Linked DNA regions of Mus musculus: region 2 is linked to region 1. The links are chromatin loops, found by intact Hi-C in ENCODE. Cell type or tissue: left cerebral cortex. All regions are shown on one strand.

What was found. A loop is a pair of places that touch in the nucleus more often than their neighbours do. Peaks named below come from ENCODE experiments on the same cell type or tissue, not always from the same donor. Only the 100,000 strongest peaks of a DNase experiment are listed, where the experiment ranks them.
Region 2: it touches region 1 in a loop (3.0-fold over the local background); 1 of 42 quality-filtered maps calls a loop at or near these places.

Annotation. Positions count from the first base shown.
Region 1 is chr11:3,384,447-3,389,446 of GRCm38, forward strand. The region is part of intron 2 of Limk2 (LIM motif-containing protein kinase 2); the gene reads right to left. Among named protein-coding and RNA genes, the nearest start is that of Gm51879, 13 kb to the right of the region's middle. In left cerebral cortex, a CTCF peak has its summit at 2,810 (motif pointing right); a DNase peak (open chromatin) is centred at 2,815; H3K27ac peaks cover 342 bases.
Region 2 is chr11:3,630,574-3,635,573 of GRCm38, forward strand. It overlaps the pseudogene Gm11951. Among named protein-coding and RNA genes, the nearest start is that of Tug1, 16 kb to the right of the region's middle. In left cerebral cortex, a CTCF peak has its summit at 2,928; a DNase peak (open chromatin) is centred at 2,890.

The DNA.
Region 1 (5,000 bases):
ACGCGCATCTTTAACTCTAACTCCAAGAGATTCAACCCCTTCTTTTGGTGTCTAAGGACATCTCCACACATGTGGTAGATACACTAATACAGACACACGTAAATAAAAATAATAAAAATAAATAAATCTTACGCAGGTATGGTATGGACACCTTTAATCCCAGCACTTGAGAAGCAGAGGCAGACGATCTCTGTGAGGTTGGTGTCAGCCTGGTCTGCAGGGTGAGTTTTAGGGCAACAAAGGTTACACAGAGAAACCATGTCTCACAAAACAAAACAAAAGCCACCAACAACAACAAAATCCCAACTAACTAAATCTTAAAAAGAAAGGAGGAAGAAGAGGAGGAAGGAGAGGAAGGGGAAGAGGAGGAAGAGGAAGAGGAGGAGGAAGAAGAAGAAGACGACGACAAGGAGGAGGAGGAGGTGGTGGTGGTGGAGGTGGAAGAGGAGGAGGAGGAGGAGGGAAATATAAATAAACAGACCAAAACTGACAGGCTGGGCTATAAAGCATGAGGCACCAAGGACACTTGTGACACAGGCAGATGTGGGATGGTGATGTCTGTCATTCTGGAAGTCTGGTTAAAGTGGGTGAGGAGCCAGTTTAAGGGAGACCATTGCAAGTCCCAATTGAGTCTAATGTATCTAGAAGATATCTGAATGACATACTAAAGTGGGCCATGGCAGTGTTTGCCTGTGAGTTCCAGCTGCTTAGGAGGCTGAGGCACAATGATTACTTGAAAACAATCTGGGCAATACTGTGAGACTCCATTTGAAAATATAAGAACGACAAAAGGGATGTGTTAGGTAGTTGGCAGGACATGCTGGGTTAGAGCTCAGAGGGGCGCTGGGGCAGGAGGCCCTCACTTCAGGGTCTGTGTGTCGTGGACAGCAGGAATCAGAGTGTTCAGGGAGAGGAGTGCACCACAGGGCCTCACCACAGGCCTGGGAGAAAAAGAAACCTGCAATGACCAAAGAGGCTGGAGGGAAACAAGAGCGTGTGTGGATGTCATAGAAGCCAAGAAGCCAAAAGTGACAAAGCCGGACGTGATGGTTTAGGCCGACAATCCTGGCACAGGAAGCTGAAGATTGTGGATGAGGTTGTGAGGAACTTTGCATGTACAACCGATTTTAACCTGCAGAGCTCTCCTTGGTGGGGATTAGCCCCTGTGATGGTTTGTATATTCTTGGACCAGGGAGTGGCACTATTTGAAGGTGTGGCCTTGTTGGAATAGGTGTGACCTGGTTAGAATGGGTGTGTCACTGTGGGTGTGGGCATAAGATCCTCACCCTAGTTGCCTGGAAGTCAGTCTTCCACTAGCAGCCTTTGAATGAAGACATAGAACTCTCAGCTCCTCCTGTGCCATGCCTGCCTGGATGCTGCCATGCTCCCACCTTGATGATACTGGGCTGAACCTCTGAACCTGTAAGCCAGCCCCAATTAAATGTTGTTTTTTTATAAGACTTGCCTTGGTCATAGTGTCTGTTCACAGCAGTAAAACCCTAACTAAGACAGCCCTTTGCATAAAGCAGGAAGCTGTGATTTAAGTCCCTTCAGCTGGACTCCAACAGTTGTCCAGGAACACTAATTCACTTTTCTGTGCCAATACCATAACCATATCCTCTATCCTCCACTACCACCACGACCACTGCCACCACTAACTAAGTAGCCCGCAACCTAAATGCCCAGGCTCAGAACTATTGCAGAGTTTTCAATTTCGTGGAATATGAACATAATCTTATAGGCTTATAGTTCATTTATGCTTCATGCTACCCTGCTACATTCAGCCTAAAGGTAACCTTATGCAATATTTTTGGTGTAGCCATCATATGAGGTTGTGTGCATGAGGCTCATGCTAGCACTCAGAGGCAGGCGAGTTAGATTCTGGATTGGAGACACACAGCCACTTGTACCCACACACTTGTACCCACATGGCCCACTTGGGAGGCCACGCAGGATGAAGGCTAGAGGAGCCTGTGAACAGACTGATCAACCAGGCTGTCCTCTCTGCTACATCATTAAGAGCACGTATCACAGGAGCCAGAATGAATGGAGGTCAGACTGCAGTGCAGAGTCAGGGATGTTGGGTTCTGCTGTCCCTGGCTTTCTGGGTCAGTTATGGAACTGGGCTAGAACGTTACCTCTGCATCCCCAGTAGGGCCTAATCTCAGCGCCTTCACCAGCAGAGGACTCATGGAGTCAAGCAGTGACACTGGATATGAGAAGCAAGCACTGTGCCTCTGCACTATACCCACTGTGGAATTTTCAGAGTGCTTTTTTATTATTTTTATTTTTGGAAATGGGTCTCACTACATATACCTGACTGGACTGGATATGTAGATCACGCTGGCTTCTGCCCCCTGAATGCCAGGATTAAAGGCATGTGCCACCCCCACGATCTCTTCATTCAGTCATCCTTAGTTACCTAGAAAGTTCGAGGTATGCTGCGTCTGGTGTTGCGTACCTTTAATCTCAGCACTCTAGTGGCAGAGGAAGACCAATCTGTGAGCTCAAAGATAGCTGCCCCGCCCCCTCCCTCCACCTCTTCCCTTCTGCCTGCCTAAAGTCTACAAGCAAAGCAAAGTGCAAGGTTAAAGCACACTGAGGTCACATGCTGCCACATCCCAGAGTTTCCAACGGGAAGAGGTGTCTGTCCTTCCTCTCTGTCAGGCAGGCCCCAGTCAGCATTCAACAGCCAGCTTCAGTGGCTCGCCTGTTTGTGGTTTCCTCAGAGATAAACTGGATAAACAATCTTTTTCCTGAGACATCACAGGCAGTTCAGGCCTGGGCCAGCACCAGCAGTGACCAGCAGAGGGCAGAGTGGCTCCACAGCCTGCCAGCAGGAACCTAAGGCATGGAGTTGACAGCGCTCTTGCACTGGGGATGGCAAGAAGACTTCAAGGTTATCTGACACTAGCAAGTGCATGGCTCACGTTGCAGAAGCAGAAATGGGGTTAAATGACACGCCCATAATACAGGACAGCATGCCAAGACTCACAACCACAGGAGCCTGGGTTCAGATTTAGCTGGCTCTGCAATGTTAGTAGGTAACTCTCACTTCTCTAGCTTTATTGTTATTTACATCTGTGTGTCTGTTTATTTTGAAGCAGGGTCTCTCGCTTGGCAGCCATAAATCCATGATCCCACTGCCTTGGTGCTCAGACTACAGGCAGAAGCACCATACCTGGCTTGGTTCTGGCATGTGCTTTTGAGACAAGGTCTTACTGTATAGCCTAGGCTGGCCTCAGGTTCACATCACCCTGATGCAGCCTCTCAAAGTGTTAAATTACAGGTGCCTATGAAAAATCCTGGATGCTTATTTTGAAGTAGGTAAAACAAGTAACTCATTTACTGAGTTATCTTCAAGAGTAAATAAGCGACTGCTTGTAAAACAGTAAGGACCGTATCTGGCATGTTTGTAGTTCCCAGAACTGTAACTAGGATACCACACCTAGATGGGAACAATTAATATGGCTTGGCACTTCCGAGGTACCCGTTGCCAGTAGATTGTTATCCTACAGCTTCTGATTCTCTGTTTGCTGCACCCTGCTGGACTCACAAATGGAGCAGACACAGTGTGCGCCTGATGGGACCATCTTCCACTGGCATTTGCCTTACCCCAGAGGACAGACACTGACAAAGGCTTCTTATAAGATACAGCTCAGTCTGTGCTTATCACCCTGAGAAAGGAGGCCAGACAGTCACCAGTGCCCTAGAGGTGGTAGGTTCCCTTTGTTAAGGGAGCTAGGGGCCAGATCCCACAATAGCAGTTCCCTTCAGGGCTGTGGAAGACTGACAGGCAGTTTCTCCTTCTTCTAGGACCCCCGCTTAAAAGGCTAAACTTCCCCATAAAAGGCAACCACTAGCTGGAAAGAGCACTGACTGCTCTTCCAGAGGTCCTGAGTTCAATTCCCAGCACCCACATGGTGGCTTATAACCATCTGCAATGGGATCCAATGCCCTCTTCTGGTGTGTCTGAAGACTGCATACACACACACACACACACACACACACACACACACACACATATATATATAAAATAAGTAAATCTTTAAAAAAGGAGGAGGAGAAGGAGGGGAAGAGGAGAAAGAGGAGGAGGGGGAGGAGGAGGAAGCAGAAGTAGCAGCCACTGGGAAACAAGAAGTCAGGTTGTGGTGATACATCCTGACAACCAGCTACTCCAGAGGCTTACACAGCAGGGTCTCAAACTTGAGATTAGCCTGAGAAGCGCATAGCTTGGACAACTTGGTCTCAAGATAGAATTCTATAAGGACCAGAGTCTCAGCTCAGTGGTAGAACAAACACCTTGCCCAGTATGTGAGGCCCTGGGTCCAATCCCCAACAATGTAAACAACAAAATCCTCGAGAGGCTAGATGAGGTTAGGATATGCACATCTGTAGTCCCAAAGCTAAGGATACTGGAAGGATTCTGAGGCTAGCCTGAGTTACACTGCAAAACTCTACCTCAAAATTTTAAAAGGACTAGAGTGTAGCTCAGTTGGCAGAATGCTTGCATTCTATGCAGCAAAACTCTTGCTCAATCAGCACAGCATAAGCTAGGCCTGGTGGCACACACCTATAGTCCCAGCACTCATGTAAGGGGAGGCAAAGAGGATCAGAAAAGTTCAGGCTCGTCCTCAGCTACATGCACAAGTTCAAAGCCAGCTGGGATATGAGAAGGTATTAAAAAGAAGGGAAGAGGGCTGGAGAGATGGCTCAGTGAGTAAGAGCACTGATTGCTCTTCCAGAGGTCCTGAGTTCAATTCCCAGCAACCAAATGGTGGCTCACAACCACCTGTAATGGGATCTGATGCCCTCTTCTGGTGTGTCTGAAGACAGCTACAGTGTACTCACATACGTTAAATAAATAAATCTTATATTAAAAATAAAAAAAAAAAAAGAAGAAGGGGAGGGAAAAAAAAGAAGGGGAGGGAAGGGGAACAAGACAGACAGATGGGACAGTAGGGCCACCATTCACAGTTCCACAGGCTAACTTCAGCTGT
Region 2 (5,000 bases), 250 kb after region 1:
TTCCCCGTTGCTGTATGAAAGAGCTCCAGCTTCTTGATATCCTTTGGTTGGAAGGTACTGCGAGCTCCTTGAGGTCACTCATTTCTTTTCTAACATGACAACTTTCTTTAATAAACCATCAAAGAAAACCTTTAGAATATGCTAGCAAGATGCAATAGAATATGGTAACATATATTATGATTATATAGTATCACAATAGTTTTATATAATCTGACATAGCCATAGGGTGACATCTGACCATATTTGCCAGCCACCATTGGTTAAAACTAGTGGTGAAAGTAACACTTCAATGGAACAATAGTATTATAAACTGAATGTTTTTCAACATTCATGTTGAAGATGTATTCCAGAAGGATTGTATTTGAAGATGAAACTTCAAGGAAGTAATAAAGATTAACTGAGGAAGAAGGGGTGACATCTTGACACAATAGGACTAGTGACATTTTAAAGAAAAGATGTCAGAAAAAAAAATCTTCATTTATATATATCAAGGAAAGTCACACCCGGACATTGCTGAGATGGCAGTTACCGACAAGCTAGGAAGAATATTTCACCAGAAACAAAAGTGACTTTGTCATCATCATCATCATCACCACAGGATTTTCATGCTCCAGAAGTTTGAGAAATGAATTTCTGTTGTTTACACCACTCAGTGAATAATCTGTGCCATGGCAAATATGAACAATAGAAGACATAGACCACTGGAGAAGAGACAGAGCCTGTCTGCAACATTCAATATTATGAGGTTGTTGAAATGCCATACAGAAGTTCTAGGAGCTTCTAGGAATATTTAAAGTATACAGATGCTGTGTATATTTTATCATTCTGTCGGCCAGTGTGGACCTGGGGAATGTATAATGTATTCTTTTTTATTATTATTATTTACTTTACATCCTGATCACAGACCCCCTCCCTTCTCTCCTTTTAGTCCCACCCCCACAAATCCCTCCCATTTAATGTATTCTAAAGTTATTCCAATAATGGTATCTGATGACTGAGTAAGAAATATCAGGTTAGATCAAGCACCTCTGAAATCTAACTTGGCCATTTCCTAGCTATAGAACTTTAGATTGGTGCCTCCTTTTTCCAGGCAGAATTTCTTTATCTAATATAGCATAGCAAGTCTTTAAAAGCAAATATAAGCTAGGCAAGGTTATGCATGCTTTTACTTCTACTTCTTAGGAAGCAGAGGCAGATCTCTGTGAGTTCAAGGCCAGTCTGGTCCACAGTACTATATTCAAGCCAGCCTTGCCTACACAGTGAGAACATGTCTTTTTTCTTTTTTTAAACAAACAAAAAAATTTAAATATCTTCTGGGACCGGAAACCTCTGTTTTTGGTCCCATCAGAAGGAGGTCAATATTGTTGCCTCCTATCCAGGCCAAGTCCTGAAGAACTTAGTGTTTCAGGGATGTGGAAGAGTTTTAAACAAGGAGACAGAGATGGGGAGATATTGATACCAAAAGGAAAAAGCAGCCATGGTGTTCAATAATATACAGAGAAGCCTCCATGTGGTGACTCTCATGGCAAGGCCTCTCAGTTTTCGAAAGTCATAATGACTGGGGTTGGGATGTGTGTGAAGGATGGTATGGGAGTAAGTGTACTCTGAGTAGAATTAAATGACCTGTAAGTATTACTACAAGAACATGAGAAACTTCCTATGCTGTGGAAGAAAATCTACCCCAGAGGTAATGCTGTGTATCTCTGAATTTAAAGCTTTCAAATTCTTATTATTATTTGTGTGTGAGTGTGAGTGTGTGTGTCTGTGTATGCATGCATACGTATGAATGCTAGACATATGTATGGAAGTCAGAGGACAACTTTTGGGAGTCAGGTCTCTCCTTCCATCTTGTTGAGGCAAGGTTTCTCTTGTTTTTGTTGTATTGCATATTCCAGGCTAGCTGGCCAATGAACTTCCAAGAGATTCTCCTATTTCTGCCCCCCATTCTATAATAGGAGTGCCAGGGCAGATGTATGCCACCACATTCAGTTTTTAAAATATGGGATCTAGAAATCAATCTCAGGCCTTAAGTTTGTGAAATAGGTGTTTTCATCTGCAGAGCCATCTATCTTTTGAGTCTTGACAGATATTGGATGCTTTTTCTTCACATGAAATTTTACCGTGCATGGGTACGAAACAGTGAGCCCTACAGGATTTGAGAACACAGCCAACACTGGAATATCCTCTCTGTTTAGACCTAGCACATAGAAATATAGAAATGGTTTCTTGTCCCATGTTGGAGGCCCATGTATGCTTTGCTCATTTTCTTTTCTTTTTTTTTTTCAGAGTTGCCACCACGTGCACTTTATTGAATCCACTGTGGACAGATATGTGAAGGTAACATTTGCATATGCATAGGGTAAAGGGTCTAGGCTTCAGCCTGGGGTGGGGGATGGGGTGGGGGGTGGGGCAGATGTGGACCTTGGAGCACAGGGCAGCTAGAATCCAGAATGGGGTGTTCTTTGTGAAAACGACTGAAAGACTACCACAGAGGTGGTAGAGAAAATAATGATGCAGATAATGACCATAAGGATGCTGAAGATCAGGGAGCTGATATTCAAGCACTTGGCAGTGGAGGCATAGGCCTGGGCTCCAATCACATCGCCCACCATCTTCCTGTCCCTCGACTTCACAGAGTAGGCATAGGCAATGAAGCCCAGGCAGCAGGTGTTGAAGAAGAGTGTATTGAACAGGGACCAGACCACATGGTCAGGCACCGACACCTCTCTGGGCATGTTGATCACGGTGGTCCTCACAACAGCTGAGTTGTTGGATTCCCCCAGCTCAGTCACCCGTACTCCTCTTTGATTGTCTCATAGCTTGGAGGAAGTCCGGCATTGGTGGGCAAGAAGGCTTGAGAATTGTGGCTCGTGGTACTGACTCTGGAACAATCGCCCCGTCTGGAGGATGGCTGCTGCTATTGCTTCACTCATTTTCTAAGTGGAAGAAATATAAGGAAATGAGAGAAGTAAGCATGCATTATGGTTTGGATATAAGTGGGCCCCAAAGCTCGTATGTTGAAAGCTTGATGGCCAGCTAGTGGTGTTTTTGAGAGGTGATTTGCTCATGAAGATTGCAACACCATTGATGAATTCATAGTTAAATGGGCTATTGGGAGATTGGGGTTTAGCAGAAAGACACTGGTGGTGTCCTTTTGCTTCAGACTCTGTGACAGGGTCAAGGGACTATGGACTAAAACATTTCTTCTTTTGGATTGCTTTTCTCATATATTTTGACATGGGGTAAAGCCGGTGCAGAAGTACAGGTGGATTGTGACTTTTGCCTCATCTTCTCTCTGTTGAAGTATATTGTGCATCAGACACAGGCTCTCACATATGCTAGCTCTTACTTATGTTAGGCAAGTGTTCTCCTGACTTGTATCCTCATCCTCTTATAACTTTTATTTTGCAACAGGGTCTCTCTGTTGCTTGCCCAAGCTGGCCTCAAACTCATTATCCTTCAGCCTCTGCCTCCTCAGTCACTGGGATTATATTTTGGTCCATCACACTCTGCTTTTGAAACTGAAGCAAGAGTATCCAGTTATCATGAAATAGGTGCACACAGATGAGATGAGGCTCTGGGAGGGAAGCTGTTAGGATAGAATGCTATTTGATTGGGGCTCTTTGCCTTAAAAGACAGAACTGGGAGAGGTCTCTATTTCCAGGCAGATATACAAACACAGCTTGAGTCCTTGTTTCCTTTCTGGGTGCCTCATGTATGAGCACACAGCAATGCACTTGGCAAAGAGCTAAGAACAACTTGGTATCAATTTACTTTTCAGCAGAAGCCAAAGATGTCTGCTATTATAGCTTTGAGGTTTTGTGAGTCCTTTTCACATACAGTTTGGTATCATTGTTAAGTTTCCCGTAGTTAGATGCATTGGAAAATCCCAAAGTGGCTGGGGGTTAGAAGTAGGAGTGAACACTCTGAGCCAGGAAAAACTGAGAGGCAATGTGACTTGTGACTCGATTTCTCCAGAGTGTGGGCACAGTCTCTTCCTCTCACCACAGGCTGCCTGCTTCAATACTCCATGCTGACCCTGTGGCTTGGATTAGTCTCCTGTGCATGTGAACATGTTCATATAGTATACTTTAAATGATTACAGTGGAAAATGAATAATGTAGGGTCTATACAGAATGTGCTACAGTATAATTATGGTAGCACAAGGTAATCTGATTTAAAATGCTAATTCAGTGCACTTCAGATGTAGTTCTAAAGACCATCATCATCTTTTGACCATGTCAGCAAGTACTTGTGACTGAAGTCAATTTCTTGTGGTCTTCACATGGAGAGAATGAGCATATGGGTCCCCACGTTCTCTATATTCAACACTTGATGAGTTCAATTGTCTGTCTTTATTCCATTTCCTGGATCAATGGTTAGATCTAATTTCATCTATTGTGTCTAAAATTTAATGCCTGATGGATCAGGATGACAACTAGAGATAAAGCTGTAGAGATAAAAACTAGTCTAATAGTCTAGAATTATAACTTTTTTTTTTTTTGGTTTTTAAGAGACAGGGTTTCTCTGTGTAGGCCTGGCTGTCCTGGAACTCACTCTGTAGACCAGGCTGGCCTCCAACTCAGAAATCCACCTGTCTCTGCTTCCCAAGTGCTGGGTTTAAAGGTGTGTGCCACCACTGCCCGGCTATAACTTAACTTTGATTCTTGTTGCTGTTCAAGTACAGAAATTTTTCTTGGAGATGGGTTCTTAATGTGTTGCTAGGTTTTCTTTGAACTCAATCCTCTTTAATTAAAAAATATGTATATGAATGTTTTGCTTCCATGTGTGTATGAGCAACTGTGTCGATGCCATGGAGGTCAAAAGAGGGTCTATGCCAGTGATCAGAACCAAACCCTGGTCCTCTGGAGGAACAAACAGTGCTCTTAATTTCTGAGCCATGTCTCAGGCTCTTCACAACACTCTTGCTTCACTCTCTTAAGAAACTGGGATTACAGGTATGTGCCAAGGCAGCAGGTTCTACCTGTGGCTTTTTGTTT